Linked DNA regions of Homo sapiens: all the other regions are linked to region 1. Evidence: read pairs that join two places in POLR2A ChIA-PET (ENCODE). Cell type or tissue: MCF 10A. All regions are shown on one strand. Each heading gives the region's core, and the rest is flanking DNA. Links, peaks and the distances in the headings are about the cores only. Region 1 has its middle 91 kb from the start of LMX1B. Region 2 has its middle 24 kb from the start of ZBTB43. Region 3 has its middle 17 kb from the start of ZBTB43.

Region 1 (5,000 bases), core at 1-5,000:
CAGGGCTGGGCCTCAGAGTGACCAGACGGGATGCTGAGCACCCGGGTCTTCAACCAGGTGGCTGGCCACTGAGGCACGGGATGGATGAGTTCCCCAGAGGAGGACGGCATGGGAGGAGGAAGAAGCTGAAGCCAAACCCTGAGGAATCGTGAGGACTTGGGATGGGATGTGGCTGTGGGGTCTCTAGAGATGGTGGCAGGGATGGGGAGTATGGTGGTGATGGCAGAGACTCGAGGGAATTTGGTTTCCAAGGTGCATTCCTTGAAACTCTCAGGGTGTGTGTGCATGTGTGGACGTGTGTGTGTCTATGGAATAGCTCTGTGGGCCGGTTTGCCTGGATATGTCCTGCATGAAGCTGGGGGTCTGCAGGTGTCAGACCATCGTGCATGGCTGTGTCTCCTGGCGAGGCCGCATGTCTCTGCACCTGGAGACACGTGTCCCTGATGTGGCGACGTGCTGGTGGAGATGTTTGCATACCCCACACGGCGTCATTGCCTATCTTTGCATGTCTGCATCTGGGAGGCCTCTGGGCCTCCTGTCCGCAGACCTGACGTCCCAGTGTTCTCTCCCTTCTGCCAGCCCTCTGGTTGCTCCCCGACCTCCTCTCCCCACACCTGTGGCAGGGACCACCCGAAGGCCACCTCTCATCCCTGGATGCCCGCGGGCACCAGCGCCCCCTAGGGGCAGGCCCCGCCCTGCACCCTCTTCTGGGCTCTCCATTCACAGCCCTCCCCGGGCAGTTCCAGCTGCCTTCAGAGTCTAACGACTTGGAGGACCTCCGGTTCATGTCCTCCTCTACACTCCAACAACCCCAAGAGGCAGGTCCCCATGTTTCTGAAGGGAAAACCCAGGCTTGGAAGGCGAAAGCGACCAGCCCAATGCAGCAAAGCTAGCAAGGGACAGCCGAACCAGGGCTCGAACCCAGGTGCAGTTGCAAACCCATGGCCTGGCCACCACGCCAGCTGCCTCCCCAAGACCAGACTCTCTGGCCCTGCGATCCGGTCCTCCAGGTCAGGCCCAGGGTCCCGGGAACAAGGAAACTCCTACCTTCAGAGTGCCTCACTGAGGCTCAGAGAAATCAAGTTGCTCAACCCAGACTGCACAGCACAGAGGGAGGATTAATGGGGCTTTCTGTCCAAGCCACAGGCTGGGCTCATGTGAGGAGCTCTCTAAGCTCCACCCTCGCCCATAATGGGCTGACAGCTCTCTTGCCTACAGCAACCGTTTAAAATCCTGTCACTAAAAAATGTGGGGTGAGGGGTGAAGGGGAGGAGCTGTGCTAATCCGTCTCTCCCTTGTCACCTGCCTGTCTTCTTTCCCTAGCCCAGAAGGTAAAGGCATGGGTTGGCAGAGAAAATGTAGGCTGAGTCCCGGGGAATAAGCGGTCACCCTCTGAACCCCCTTTCTGGGAGCAGATTTTTAATTTTGACTGTCACCCAGGCTGGAGTGCGGCGGTGCAATCATAGCTCACTCTAAACCTCAGACTCCTGGGCTCAAGCAAGCCTCCAACCCAAGCCTCCTGAGTAGCTGGAGCTACAGGCACACGTCACCATACCCAGCTAATTTTTTAAGTTTTTCTGTAGACACGGAGTCTCTGTTGCCTACGCTGGTCCTGAACTCCTGGTCTCAAGCAACCTTCCCACCTTGGCTTCCCAAAGCACTGGGATGATAGGTGCGAGCTGCTGTGCCCAGCCCAGGGGCCAGTGTTAAACAGGACGGGCACTAGTGGAATGCCTGCCCCTGCCAGTCTCAGACTTTGGGCCATTGGCCCTCACGACAACTCAGAACAGCTCCTAGCCCATTGCACAGATAAGAAAACTGAGGCTTGGAGAGTAACTTGGTTCCGGAATGATTCCTCCCAGGAATTTGAGGTTTAGGCCATGGATCCTGTGGAGTTGAGAAAGGAGAGATCACAGGCAAGGAGTATAACTCTGAGGTCACCCTACAAAACTTATCTTCAATGACTCTGAGAGCCCCCAGTCCTGCCTCTGGAACCCCTCACTGCTGCCAGCCCCTGTCGCGCACCCCAGATTGGAGAAGGTGAGGTATGTGCAGCAGCTGTACAGATTGACAATCAGCCTGGACAGATGGGCATATGGGGGACGGTCAGGAGGAGGGCCACCACATAGAGCCATGCAATCCCTAGCATCATGTGAGTGGCACCCTGGATGCAGGCAGTGCAGTGGCAGGTCAATGCCTGGCCTGCAGGGTGGTCAGCTGGCGGAGACGCAGAACGTTGGGAGAAGGCTGCTGGGTTCCCCTCAGCTCCTCATCAGCAGGGAAGGGAGCACTCGGGGAGCACTCCCACGCACCTGACACTGGCTGAGCCTCCTGTGTCCTGCCTCACTGACACCTCGCAGCCCCGGGGGCAAATGATGTCCATTTGGAAGATGAGGACATGGCCCTCCAACCCCCATTCCTCCCAGGACCACCTGTCCTCCAGCTGTCACTGGTCTGCCCCAGAAGCCCCCTTTGGCATGAGTTTCCCCTGACTCTATGCCAGGCAGACCTTGACCCCAGGCATTGATGGACACGGGGACTCTGTTCATGGCTTTGACTTCAGAGCAACCCCTGCAGCCTGACAGAAGGGAGACCTGCCCTGGGCTGCTTCTTGCTTTGCCCTTCAGCCCTAGCTTGGCAGAACCTTCCCAGACCCAGCCCACCTGGGCAGAGCCTAAGAAGGAGTTAGGAGAAAGACTTACAGGACTCAACGAGTGGCAGGCTGATGATGGCTGTGCCTGGGAAAGCAGAGAAAGCCTCCTAAAGGAGGGACGTTCGGGCTGAGCCTGCAAAGATGAGTCAGCGTGCGTGGGGTGAGAGGAGGCGGGTAGGTGGAGCACAGGCTCAGAGGTGGGAGCTGCAGAAGTCTGGGGCAGCAGGGCACAGCCAGCTTGGATTCACAGTCTGAAGGCTGGAGGTGGCAGAAGGTGAGAGCCCCAGCACTACCACGCTGGGCATGCCAGGGTCATTCATGTCCTTGGCAGCAAGAGACACTTAACATGTCACATCCTGTTCTTTGATTTAGCAGGGAATAAAATGAGCACACTACGAGATACTGGAAATGCAAAGGAGTGTATGTATTCTCAAACATACCTATTCATGGCCCAAAGAGGAATGACAAAAACCTCTTTACCCACTTACTAGACAAAGAAAATGTACATTTTTAATTCCTTAGAGTCCTGGGTGTTCCCCTACCATAGTTTCAAGAGCCTTCATTTCTTCACTGGGAAAACTGATCCCAATAGCTCAGCCACAGCACAGAAAGCCCAGAATCTCGTGGGAACGGGCCCAAGGGAAAGCGGCCCTTGGTGCATCTTCCCTCTGCATCGAACATGCAGGTGGCTTGCTGTGAGGAGCACTCCACTTTCACTCGTGGCCCCCAATCCCCCTCCCCGTATCAAATCTTGGGGCGCTTTGCTGTTAAATCCCCAGAACAGACCTGAATTTCGCTACAAACCTGCAATCACCCGTCAGGCCACGAGGTGGCGATCCGGAGTCAGTCAGGTGTAGCCCACGTGGCCGGCGGAGCGCTGAGGGGCGGCGGGGACTGAGGAGGCTCCTGATCGTGGCCAAAGAAGGCAGGAGCGAGGACGCCGCCTCCGCAGAGGCTTCTGTGAGCCCCGCACTGCGTGGGCGCTGCTCACCGAGGACACCGCGGATTCCCCCACGCAACCCTGAGTGGATGGAAGCGCGCATTCCCATTTCACAGGACAGGAGAGCGGGCTCAGAGATGTTAAGGAGCCTGCCTGAGGCCACACAGCTGGGAAGCGGCAGGCTGGGGTCTGAACCAGGGCTGGGGCAGTGCAGAGACACACGAGGAGGAAAATAGAGGGAGATGGGCAGGGAAAAACCAAAAACGATAGCAACCGCTTTGGAGCCTTGTTATGCCTGACCCACGGACTCCTCACGCCGACCCGTGCGGCGGGGACTGTTGCCACCCCGTTTTATTGCTGGAGATGGTGAGGATCAGGAAGGCTAAAAGCCTGGGGGGCGCTGCTTACCCGCAGCTCCGTGGCCCCGCTTACCCGCAGCACCGTGGCCCCGCTTACCCGCAGCACCCTGGCCCCTGCCTACGGCGCTTACCCGCAGCTCCTCGAGCCCGGAGGGAGGGCCATGAGGTGGAAGTAGGGGACAGCTGAGCAGCCACCCCCCACCTCCCACCCCCATCCCCTGAGCTGCCACCTCCCACCCTCACCCGCAGCCCCAGCCCAGCCGGCCCCTTTTCCCTCGAGCAAGGTCAGCAGGCTTAGGTCCTCCCCAGGCCCCAGGCCAGCTTCCCCTTCCCCAGGACCGCCTCCAGGCACACGAGGGGGTCTCCCCGACCAGAGTGAGGCTCATCCCTCCAGGGGATGAGCCGTCCCCTGTGGATACCTCCAGAGCAGGTGGATACCTCCTTTAGGCCAGGGAAGCTTCTGCCAGCTGTGTTTCCTGTGACACCAGCCTTCCCTGCCCCATCTCTGAGGCTGATGGGCAGCTGTCAGGGGAACAGACACTTAGGCCTCCCGGAACCACATGGGCTGCGCCAGAGGCGGCATCGAGGCCTGGGCAGTGGGAGCTTGTGCCTGCCAGTCCGCCAGCTCTGAGCCTGGTGGCCAGAGCACCCCATTCCCTGTGACCCGTCCAAAGCTGAAGTCGGGGCCCCTTCTCGAATCACAGTGCAGGGATGCTCTCAGCCATGTTCCTCACCACGCGGGGGAGCCCTAGAGCTCACGGTCAATTCACAGGCAGAAGGAAGAGTCAGAGAGAGGGGCGGCCCCAAGGCTTCACTTTATGTAGGCATTGAAGGGCTAACAAATACATGGCCAATAAAGCACTTATTGCTTAAGCTAGTTTGAGTCTCTGTCACTTCTTACCAAAGAGTCCGGATTAAACCCCACACCATCTCACAGAGTTTTGGGGTGAATAAATGAGATATTTTTATCAGTGCTCAAAAAAAATAGTAGCTAAAATGATTCTCAACAGAGCACAATGACTGTCTTTGCACTTTCTCCTTCACATTT
Region 2 (6,819 bases), core at 1,820-6,819, 78 kb after region 1:
GGCCTGGGGAAGCTCACCTCACCTCTCTGAGCCCCTGTAAAATGGGGATGTAACACCTCAAGGCGGGGCTGTGAGGATACAGTGAGACAGCCACACTACACATCTGGAAAGCGCCTGGCCCAGCAGGAGCCCAGTAACCAATTCTGATACAGTTCGATGATGTATTTGTTGGCCTAGTTTGCAAAATCCCCAAACATCCAACCATTTCTGAGCTTTATAAAAAACTCATCAAAGTCCTCGCCCCTCCCCCTCTTCTTTTCTTTGTCGCTTTGGACCTCAGATGCTCGGAACTAGGTCAATCACGACCGTCAGCTCAGCTCACAATCACTAGAGACCACACGTGGGTCCTCTGGTGTGTTTCTTTTGTTTTTGATTCTTTCACCCACTTTCTCCCACCCACTCCTGTCTCTCTCCCCTCTCCCACAGGCAAACATTCTTCTGTCATCAGTGTGTGTGTGTCCATGAAATCATAGATTGCAGCATTCATAAGTAGTATTTGCAGGACTTTTCGTTTGGCATTACATTTTTACCATCTTCCAGAGCTAAAGCACATCATTCTCACTTATTCCATGGAGCTGCGGCATGGGGTTTCATTACTCGGCTATGTTACCGGTAACCTACCCATTCCTTTACAAGTGGACACTTCGGTTGTTTCCATCCCTTGGCCAGTACAAATAAATGCTTTCAGGAGGGATATCCTCAGGCAAGTGTCTTTGTCTACTTGTGTGCAAGTTGCTCTGGGGCTTGTGCCTGGAAGTGGAATTGCCTGGGCATGGGTTGCGTACTCTCAACAGTGGCCACACCAGTTCACTGTCCTGCCAGGACCAGAGTTTCTGCATCCCCCTGTCTTCACCAGCATGAGCCTATCTGATGAGGATCAAATGAGCTTCTCAACACCTCTCTCTCTTTTTATTTATTTATTTATTTTTGAGACAGAGTCTTGCTCTGTCGCCCAGACTGGAGTGCAGTGGCTCGATCTCAGCTCACTGCAACCTCTACCTCCTGGGTTCAAGCAATTCTCCTGCCTCAACCTCCCGAGTAGCGGGGATTACAGGCATGTACCACCATGCCTGGCTAATTTTTATACTTTTTTAGTAGAGATGGGGGAGGTTTCACCCTGTTGGCCAGGCTGGTCTGGATCTCCTGACCTTGTGATCTGCCCGCCTCGGCCTCCCAAAGTGCTGGGATTACAGGTGTGGTTCACTGTGCCCAGCCTCGGTTGTCTTTTTTTTTTTTTTTTTTTTTTGAGATGGAGTCTCACTCTGTTGCCCAGGCTGAAGTGCACTGGCGCAATCTCAGCTCACTGCAACCTCCACCTCCCAGGTTCAAGAGATTCTCCGTCTCAGCCTCCCAAGTAGCTGGGACTACAGGCGCGTGCCACCACGCTCGGCTAATTTTTTGTATTTTTAGTAGAGATGGAGTTTCACCGTGTTAGCCAGGATGGTCTCGGTCTCCTGACCTCGTGATCCACCTGCCTCAGCCTCCCAAAGTGCTTGGGATTACAGGCGTGAGCCACCGCCCCAGCCTTGGTTATCTTTTAACACAAGTGGCTCCAACTGCTGATGCACCTCCTCATGGCCCATCATAACATCCATGTGCTGTGCTCTGCTAGGGAGGTGACACGGGCACTAACTTGGCTATAGCCAGCTGGACAAGGGATGGTGCATAGGTCTAAGACAAACCAAGGTGCATGGCTAGTCCCAAGATGGCCCCTCAAACTCCACTCACACTGAAGGTGCCAATCAACTCATCAAAAAGCAAATGCATCAGCCTGGACAACATCGCAAAACCTGTCTCTACAAAAAATACAACATTTAGCTGAGCCTAGTGGCACGCACCTGTATCCCAGCTGATTGGCTTGAAGGGCTGACACAGGAGGATTGCTTGAGCCCTGTGAGGTCGAGGCTGCAGTGAGCCAAGAGCATGCCACTGCACTCCAGCCTGGGTGACAAAGTGAGACCCTGTCTCCAAACAACAACAACAACAAACACACACACAAAAAAAACAAAAATCAAATGCAGTTTGCTTGCTCACCACCTCTCTTCAGGAAGTCGAAACGTGCAACAAAAAACAGGAATGTGGTTGATTTGGTTTGGGCTCCTGTCCTGAGCCCCCGTTTGCAATCTTCTTGGTTGTCTATGAGACAGGAGGAGGGGCCACAGTATATGACAAACTAGGGCCTAAGACTGGGTGGCCCTGTCCCCTTCAAGCTCCAAATCCCTGGTGCTTTTGCATATAGGCTTTCAGAGTCATAAGCTCTGGAGTCAGAATATCTTGGGTTCAAATCTCATCTTAGCCACCTGGCAGAGCTGTTGTAAATGACAAGCACTCAGTAAATGCGAAGAGCTTAGCAGGGCTCCAGGCACATACTAAGCCTCGAAAGTGGCAATCTATTACCATTAACAACCCATAACATAGGAGATACATTCTCCACCTTATGGATAATAAAAGTCATTCCCAGAGAGGCTGATAGCTTGCAGGAAAACAGAATTCAAACCCAGGTTTGGGCCAGGCACGGTGGCTCATGCCTGTAATCCTAGCACTTCGGGAGGCCGAGGTGGGCGGATCACTTGAGGTCAGGAGTTCAAGACCAGCCTGGCCAACATGGTGAAACCCCATCTCTACTAAAAATACAAAGATTAGCCAGGCGTGGTGGTGCTCACCTGTAATCCCAGCTATTCGGGAGGCTGAGGCAGGAGAAGTGCTTGAACCCGGGAGGCAGGGCTGCAGTGAGCCAAGAGGGCACCACTGCACTCCAGCCTGGGTGACAGAGCAAGACTCCATCTCAAAACAAAACAAAACAAAACAAAAACAAAAAACAAAAGCCCGGGCGCGGTGGCTCACACCTGTAATCCCAGCACTTTGGGAGGCCGAGGCGGGCGAATCACGAGGTCAGGAGTTCAAGACCAGCCTGACCATTTTTAGTCTCTACTAAAAATACAAAAATTAGCCAGGTGTGGTGGCGGATGCCTGTAATCCCACCTACTCAGGAGGCTGAGGCAGGAGAATCATTTGAACCTGGGAGGCAGAGGTTGCAGTGAGCCGAAATTGCACCATTGCACTCCAGCCTAGGTGACAGGGTGAGACTCCGTCTCAAAAAAAAAAAAAAACAAAAAAAGCAAACAAACAAACAGAAAAACAGGTCTATGGGTCTGGCCCCTCTATTTGTTCTCGCTGCCTGACTTCATTGACTTCCACTCCTGCCAGGAGCTGGACTGAGTCGAGAACTAGATGCCTTCATAGAGCTCCAGGTCCTGGTCTTAGGGTGGGAGACCGGCCCCCTTAGCAGGGGTCCCTCAGGGAGTGGGAGGACCAGGGCGAGCCTGGGTCCAGGCAGGGCTACAAGAGGCTCCCAGGTGATGGGGAAGGGGGCTGCCTGGCCCTTCTCCAAGCACATTTAGAGCCAACCCAAGGGAAACCCCGATTCTGTCAGTGCTGGCACGCCTGGGGCACAAGCATCGGAGACATTAAATATTAAACACGTCGGCTGCCTTCCAAGCTTGGTAATTAAAACTCTTATTTCATATTTTACACAGGATGGACGGGGAGGTCACAGACTGCTCTTAGATGTTTCATAGTTCCTTGTTCACAGATGAAGTGGCTCTTCCGAGGAAAACCTCCTCTCACTTGGGATCCTCGCGCCCTATTTATTAAGTGATTTCCTGGGAGGGAGGCCAGGGAGCGGAGGTCGGGGAGGTCTCCGGGGTGTAAGGCCCCAACCAGGAATCCCAGCAGGGTTTTGGGCTTTCTTTCTGCTTCTCCAAAATGGGCCTGGGTTCCCAGGAGACGGCCGAGGGCGCCTCGCCCCTGCTGGAAGGGCAGCCTGGGAGCTGGAGTTGGCAAACGGGAGGGGACGGGAGGGGACGGGAGGAGCCCCAGGGGAGGGGGCGTCTTCCCTTAGCTTTCAGCGCCATCTGCTGGCCGTATGCTAAACTGCCGCTCCCCCGGAGGCCAGCTAGAGACCAATTTCGAGTTCTGAGCAGGGAGAGAGAGGAGGGGTTCCAGGACAATCAGGCCTGGAGCTTCCAGAAACATTCCAAAAACACAGTTTAGATTTTTAATTGTTCACTCAGTCATTCTCCCGGGGTCTAGGGAGAAATAGGACTCAGACTCGGATCTCTGGGGACCTACCCCAGCATGATAACCTGGGTGTGCCTGGGGTTCATGGGGGCCTGGGAATCACGGAGGCCCCCTCACCTGCATTCACTGTGTGCCAAGCACTGGCCTACATCACTGACATTTGTTGTATCACTGCAGGTGCTGTGATCTTGCTGCCGTGCTCATTTGACAGATGAAAACACTCAGGCTGTGAGAGAACCCCAAAGCCAGAGGATTCCCTTGATCACTCCCCACCATGGCCAACATGATGAAATCCTGTTTCTACTAAAAATACAAAAATTAGCCGGCCGTGGTGGCAGGCACCTGTAATCCCACCTACTCGGGAGGCTGAGGCGGGAGAATTGCTTGAACCTGGGAGGCGGAGGTTGCAGTGAGCCAAGATCACACCACTGCACTCCAGCCTGGGCGACAGAGCAAGACTCCATCTCAAAAAAAACAAAACAAAAAGAAAGAAAGAACAAGGGAGAGAGGAGAAAGCAAGCAAGCCAGTGTGAGGGAAAAGGAGTGAGAATGGGGAGGGCCTGAGATAAGACTGCAGCAGAAGGTCCGGGGCTACTGGATTTGAACCTATAGCTTTAGAGCATGGGGCACCATGGAGAGAAGAGAGGTAGGGAGGAACACGAGCAGATTTGTGGTTTTTTGGGGGTTTGTTTCGTTTTGTTTTTTGAGACAGAGTCTCACTGTGTCGCATAGGCTGGAGTGCAGTGGTGCAATCTTGGCTCACTGCAAGCTCCGCCTTCCGGGTTCACGCCATTCTCCTGCCTCAGCCTCCCGAGTAGCTGGGACTACAGGCGCCCGCCACCACGCCCAGCTAATTTTGTGTATTTTTAGTAGAGACGGGGTTTCACCGTGTTAACCAGGATGGTCTCCATCTCCTGACCTCGTGATCCGTCCGCCTTGGCCTCCCAAAGTGCTGGGATTTGTGTTTTTAAAATAACCCTCGGGCTGCACAGTGAAGCATCGCAGTGTAGGGAGCAGGGTGGGGGAAGGCTGGAGTCAGGGAGCCCAATTTGGAAGCCGCTGTAGTCAGGTGAGAGAGGATGGGGTTGGGGGAGGGAGCCTGAACTAGGGCAGAGGAGACAGGAGTGGAGATAGTGGATGGATGTGGAGATTGAAGCTGGAAATAGAGCCCAAGAAGTATCCATGGCTCACATTTCTGCAAAACTGGACACCTGGAGGTGACGTTCACTAAAATGAGGCCCATACTTCTCCCACCACATCTCACTGGCCAAGAGCAGTCAAGGGTGGGAGCATTCTCCACCTTTGGTGGGAAAGACCATGAAGTTACATGGCAAAGGGTGCACATGCAGGGGGACTAAAGAATCAGGGCCAGTGACGCACAGTTTTTTGTTTGTTTGTTTTTTGTTTTGAGACAGAGTCTTGCTCTTGTTGCCCAGGCTGGAGTACAGTGGCACGATCTCGGCTCACTGCAACCTCCGCCTCCCAGGTTCAAGCAATTCTCCTGCCCTCAGCCTCCTGAGTAGCTACAGGTGTGCACCACCACAGCCTGCTAATTTTTTTTTTTTTAATTTTTAGTAGAAATGGGGTTTCACCATGTTGGCCAGGCTGGTCTGGAACTCCTGACCTCAAGTGATCTGCCCTCCTCGGCCTCCCAAAGTGCTGGGATTATAGGTGTGAGCCACTGTGCCCAGCCAGGTGTCCAGAGAGAAAATGATCGATGTTTGAGAAGCCACCTTCCCCTTCCACACCCTTGTCCTGGTAAAGGAGAAGGAGTCTTGCTTGCTGATTCAGCTCCTGGCCGCCCTTCTCTTGTGGGGATTCTGGGTGAATGGTGAATCTCACATAAACAAGCTAGAGGTTAATCTATGTAAAAAAGACTTGAGAGTGAGGGCAGGTTAGGGAGAAAAAAACTGCTTAGGCAAGGAGAAAGAATACTGCCTGGCTCCCAGTAGCAACATGGGCCTTATTCCAGCCCTTCCTAAGGCCTTGCCAAATTCCCAGCATTAGTTCCTTTTAATAAGCCATCAGAGGAGACTAGGCTGGGAGTGATGAGACTTGGCATGCATTTTTTTTAGAACACTGGCTAAGAATAGCTGAGAGGTTCTCAAGGGCAACAGGTAGGAGGGGTCAGGCCATCCTTATCACAACGCTCTAGTCATTAAAACAGTGTGGTTTCAGCACAAGGACAGACACAAAGACTAATAGAGGGGAAGGTAGAACCCAGAAGCAGACCCTCAAACACACAGGCACATAATCCATGACAGAGGTGGTCCACAGAGCAGTAGGGGACAGAGAGAGTCTTCAGTAAGTAATTTTGGGACGAAATTGAGTACCCATGTGGAAAACATGAAATGGACCTCCACCTCCGCCATATGCAGCAACACCCATTCCCTGCAGGCCTCCCGGAAGGTCTGGAACCAGGAACTGGAGAGCTATTGGAACCGTGGCAGCTCCGCCGTCCCCGGCCCACTTTTCCCCCTCCCCTCCTGATGCTTACAGAACGCATTTTAGACACTGGGCACTGTGCTAACGGCTTCTTTGCATTCTCATTGAGTCTCCACAACATTCTTCTGAGGCCAGTATGATGACCCCATTTTACAGCTGACGAAACTGAGGCTCAGCGATTGAGTCATTTTCCCAAGGGTATATAAATTATAGGATGTGGGGTTGGGATTTGAACCCAAATAGGCCAGTTCCAGGGCCTACTGTTTTACAGCATCTGATATGGTTCAGCTGTGT
Region 3 (5,000 bases), core at 1-5,000, 84 kb after region 1:
GCCTCTGCACTCCAGCCTGGGCAACAGAGCGAGATTCCGTCGAAAGAAAGGAAGGAAGGAAGGAAGGAAGGAAGGAAGGAAGGAAGGAAGGAAGGAAGGAAGGGAAACGAAACGAAACAAAACCTACTTGGATTGGCTAATGCCCTAAAGTGAGAATTTGATGTTTCGACCACTGAAAATTTGAAATGCCACCAGGGCCTAGAAGCACCTGAAATCATGAATTAGAGATCCAATGGGAAATAAGAGACTCCTCTTCTTCATCCTAAGCCCCCCTTCTTTCTTTCTTTTTATTTTATTTTATTTTTGAGACAGGGTCTCGCTCTGTTGCCCAGGCTGGAGTGCAGTGGTGCAATCTCAGCTCATGGCAACCTCCGCCTCCCGGGTTCAAGTGATTCTCCTGCCTCAGCCTCGCAAGTAGCTGGGATTACAGGTGCCCGCCACCATGCCCAGCTAATTTTTGTATTTTTAGTAGAGATGGGGTTTCGTCATGTGGGTCAGGCTGGTCTCGAACTCCTGACCTCATGTGATCTGCCCACCTTGGCCTCCCAAAGTTCTGGGATTATAGGAGTGAGCCACCGCACCTGGCCCTTTTTTCTTTCTTAATCAGGGTTCCTGTGGTCCCTCCTCTCTGACATTCCTGCAGTCCTCTGCCTCTCCAGCCACCTATGTGCAGATGAGCCCCACATCTCTGGTTCTAGCCTGGTCTGCTCTGGAATCTCACACCAAAACACCTCCTGAGCATGGCCATTAGGATATTCCACTAGCTCCTCAAACTCAGCATGTCCCAAACTCAACTCAGCCCCCTCCCCTGAACCTGGTCTTCTTATCCTATGTTCCTCTGCAGTGAGTGTGTGATAGCGCCACTATGATAGTTGACCCAGTTACCAATGCCAAAAATCAGAAAGTTGCCCTGGACAACTGCCCCCTCACTCCCACATTCACTATTCAGCAAGACCGGTTAGTTCTTTCTCTTAAATGGCCTTCAAATCTGCCCTTTCCTCTAAGTCTCCACAGCCACTGCCTTAAACATCTTTCACATGGACAACTGCTGTAGCTTTCTTACAGATCTCTCCCACTTCAGTCTTAAAATACAAAGTAGGTGTGCCACTCCTCTGTTTAAAACCCTTCCGTTACTAGGATAAAGATAGATAATGGTTCAATGGGATAGAATTGAGAGCCCAGAAATAAACCCACACATTTACGGTAAATGGATTTTCAACAGGGGTACCACAACGATTCAGTGGAAGGAAGTTTAGACTTTTCAACAAATGGTGCCAGGACAACTGTATATCCACATGCAAAAGAATGAAGTTGGACCCCTACCTCACACTGTAAACAAAAATTAACTCAAAATTGATCGAAGATCTAAATGTAAGGACTAAAACTATACAACTTTTAGGAAAAAAGGTAGATGTAAATCTTTGTGACTCTGGATTAGGTAACAGTTTCTCATACATAACATCAAAGCACAACCAGCCAAAGGAAAAATGGATAAATTGGACTTCATCAAAACTTCTAAATTTGTGCTTCAAAGGACAGTATTGAGAAAGTGAAAATGTCTGCACATCATGTATATGATAAGGGTCTAGTATCCAGAATATATAAAGAAATTTTATGATTCAACAATAAAAACACAAATGCAACTAAATTTTAAATGCTCAAAAGATCTGAATAGATATTTCTACAAAGAAAATATACACATGGCCAAAAAACTCATAAAACGATGCAAAATGTAATTAGTTACTAGAGAACTGCAAATCAAAACCACCAATTGGTGGGGCATGATGGATGGCTCATGCCTATAAACCCAGCACTTTGGGAGGCTGAGATGGGAGGATTGCTTAAGGCAAGGAGTTTGAGACCAGCCTGGGAAACATAGCAAGACCCCAATTCTAAAAAAAAACCAATTGTTTAATTAAACAAAATAAAACAAAACCACAATGAGATACGTTACACCCACTAGGGTGGCTATAACAAAAAAGACAGGCAGTAACAAGTGTTGGAGAGGATGTGGAGAAATTAGAAATCTTGTATTAATATATTGCTGGTGAGAATGAAAACTGGAATAGCCACTATGGAAAGCAGTTCGGCAGTGCCTCAAAAAGTTAAACATACTATTATCATATGACCCAGGAATTTCACATCTAGGTATATGCCCAAGAGCTCTGAAAACATATGATGTCCACACAAAAATTCGTACATGAATTTTCATAGCAGCATTATTTATAGTAGCCAAAATGTGGAAATGATCCAAATGCCTGGGATATTCTTCAGTTCTGAAAAGGAAGTACTGATACATGTGACAACAGGGATAAATCTTAGAAATATGCTAAGTGAAAGAAGCCAGACACAAAAGGCCACATACTGAATGCTTCTATTTATATGAAATATCCAGAACAGGCAAATCTGAAGAGAAAATAAATTCATGGTTTCCAGCAGCTCGAGGGAGGGAAGAATGGGAAGTGATTGGGTGCAGGATTTCTTTTGGAATGATGACAATGTTCTGGATTAGAGAGTGGTGATGATTGTACAACTTTATGAACATGCTAAAAATCACTGAATTGTATACTTTAAAAGGGTGAAGCTTGTGGTATATGAAATAATGTATCAATCTTAAAAAAATAAAACCTTCAGTGGCTCCACTGACCCCGAGGACCTTTCATGGTCTAGCCCCTGCCTACCCCTCCAGCCTCATCCCGTGCTAGTCCTTCTATTGATCACTTTGCTCAGAGGAGCAGATCATTAGGATTTTTCTTGAGATTGTGGTCGATGGGTAAGCAGTTTTTCTGTCTGTTGCCCTGCATCTAAATGTGTCAGCTGCAATAGCACCTGACTAAGCAAAACCAAGGCTGCTGCTTGATCTCCACCTTCCTGACTCATACACATTTCTCTTGAAACAAAACCTGACCCACAACCACACAGGGAAAGGCATCTTGGGACATGAAGTTCCAGCTTAGCTAAACAGACATAGTACCAAGCCACCCGGGTTCTTCTCACATGCTATTTCCCTGCCCAGAGCCCGGTCCCCACTTCTGTTTTCACCCACACATTCCTACTCCTTCTTCAAATCTCAGCTACCCTCAGGAAAGCTCTCTGGCCCTTGCTCTATTCCTGGACCGGCCCCTCCTCCGATCTTCCCTGGCCCACTTTATGAGGTCCAGGATATGCAGTTGAGGAGGTTGTACACGACTCCAAGAGCACAGTTCACACTCCTAGTCATCAGAGTCATCACACACATCCTTAACGTGAATTTCTCCACCAATGGTAGTAAAGTGACTAACGCTTAGGGCAATTCTTTCTTTCTTTCTTTCCTTCCTTCCTCCCTCCCTCCCTCCCTCCCTCCCTTCTTCCTTTCTTTCCTTCTTTCTTTCTTTCTTTCTTTCTTTCTTGACAGAGTCTCGCTCTGTCACCCAGGCTGGAGTGCAGTGGCACAATCTCGGCTCACTGCAAGCTCCGCCTTCCAGGTTCACGCCATTCTCCTGACTCAGTCTCCTGAGTAGCTGGGAGTACAGCCGCCCGCCACCACGCCCGGCTAATTTTTTGTATTTTTAGTAGAGACGGGGTTTCACCGTGTTAGCCAGGATGGTCTCGATCTCCTGACCTTGTGATCCGCCCACCTCAGCCTCCCAAAGTGCTGGGATTACAGGCGTGAGCCACCGCGCCCGGCCCACTTGCGGCATATTTTTCTAACACAGGTGCTCATAGGAGGTCCTGGGGCTGACCGTAGTCCTTTTGTTTCAGGGGATGGAGGTACCTGGGCACCAGGCTGTTTCCCTTCCTAGACTGTGGGCTCCATCTGTCAAGAACCATGTCAGAACAGCTCAATATGGGGTTCCCAGCATTTAGCCTAGGGGCTGGTACACAGCAGACACTTGACATCTATAAAACAAAGGAATGAGTGAATGTCTGGAGGATGAGAGAGGAGTGGCAGGAGAGAGGGCAGGAAGATGGGTGGGCTGGGGGCTTCAGGAACCGGGCTAGAGGCAGAAAGATGAGACAGTACAGTGAGGTAGCTCGGAGTGTGGATTCAAGAGCCAGACCCTCATCCCCATCACTTACCAGCTGTGTGACCTTCAGTGAGTTACTTCACCTCTCTGTGCCTTAATTTGTTGATCTGTAAAAATAGAGCTAAGAATAGCACCTCCCTTGATGGATTGTAAGAGAATTCACTGGGCTAATATTTGCAAAAGACATAGATAGCAGTACACAAGTGTTCATTAAACAAAGAAATACATATATGCATGCATACATACATACATACACAAACACACAAATGAATAAATACAATAAAAAGATGAATAAATTTGTTTCTCTTTCAAAGCCAGGAGAAAATGCAGCAGAAGGTGGTACTGGGGTTCCCTATTCAAGTGGTGGGAAGGCAGTGTAGTGCTTTGACTCTGAAAGTACATAGGTTTAAGAGCATCAAGATAAATGCCCCAGCTGGCAAGAACCTCTAGACTAGAGGGTATTGCATTAGCATACTGTTAGTTAAGGAGTTATAGCTCTTAGGATACCAGCTTCTGCACAATAAAATGATTTTTAAAACATTTTTAAAACCCGATTAAAACATAATGCTCTGTTGAGTTACTGCCACAAAATGTTTTGTTTGCAAATTACAGCCTAGTGGATTTAATTTACTTTCTGCTGACACCCGTATTAGACATGATGGACCAGGCAAGCACAGCAAGGCTGCAGGCTGCGGAACAGCATTGCAGGAATTGGAGCTTGCGGCTCCACCGTGGAGCATCTGTGGAGGAGGTGGCATGGCCAGGCCTCTCCACTCCCACCACTAGGTCCTGAGGGTCTTACTAATGGCCTGTCACTATGGTCCTTCCCATAGGCTCTCTGCACCATGGAGGGTTTGGGGCTTGGCAGGACACTGTACACTGAGGACAGAGACTGAAAAGGTGATCCAGGGCCAAGTTCAGCCACCTGATTGTTTGCCTGGCTCACACCAAGATTTCAAAAAATTTGAGCCAAGCTTTTTTTTTTTTTTTTTT

What was found. Peaks named below come from ENCODE experiments on the same cell type or tissue, not always from the same donor. Only the 100,000 strongest peaks of a DNase experiment are listed, where the experiment ranks them.
Region 2: POLR2A ChIA-PET joins it to region 1 with 15 read pairs; 19 of 35 experiments call an interaction of 5 or more read pairs at or near these places.
Region 3: POLR2A ChIA-PET joins it to region 1 with 16 read pairs; 19 of 35 experiments call an interaction of 5 or more read pairs at or near these places.

Annotation. Positions count from the first base shown.
Region 1 is chr9:126,701,956-126,706,955 of GRCh38, forward strand. No RefSeq gene overlaps it. Among named protein-coding and RNA genes, the nearest start is that of LMX1B, 91 kb to the left of the region's middle. RefSeq lists enhancers at 191-785, 2,829-3,554, 3,355-3,649, 3,555-4,280, 4,281-5,000 and 1 more. In MCF 10A, for the core only: CTCF peaks have their summits at 672 (motif pointing left), 874, 3,486 (motif pointing right) and 4,675; DNase peaks (open chromatin) are centred at 2,796, 3,496 and 4,706.
Region 2 is chr9:126,778,045-126,784,863 of GRCh38, forward strand. No RefSeq gene overlaps it. Among named protein-coding and RNA genes, the nearest start is that of ZBTB43, 24 kb to the right of the region's middle. RefSeq lists an enhancer at 1,509-1,678. In MCF 10A, for the core only: a CTCF peak has its summit at 3,917 (motif pointing left); a DNase peak (open chromatin) is centred at 3,907.
Region 3 is chr9:126,785,927-126,790,926 of GRCh38, forward strand. No RefSeq gene overlaps it. Among named protein-coding and RNA genes, the nearest start is that of ZBTB43, 17 kb to the right of the region's middle. In MCF 10A, for the core only: no CTCF peak of the experiment used is centred there; a DNase peak (open chromatin) is centred at 2,885.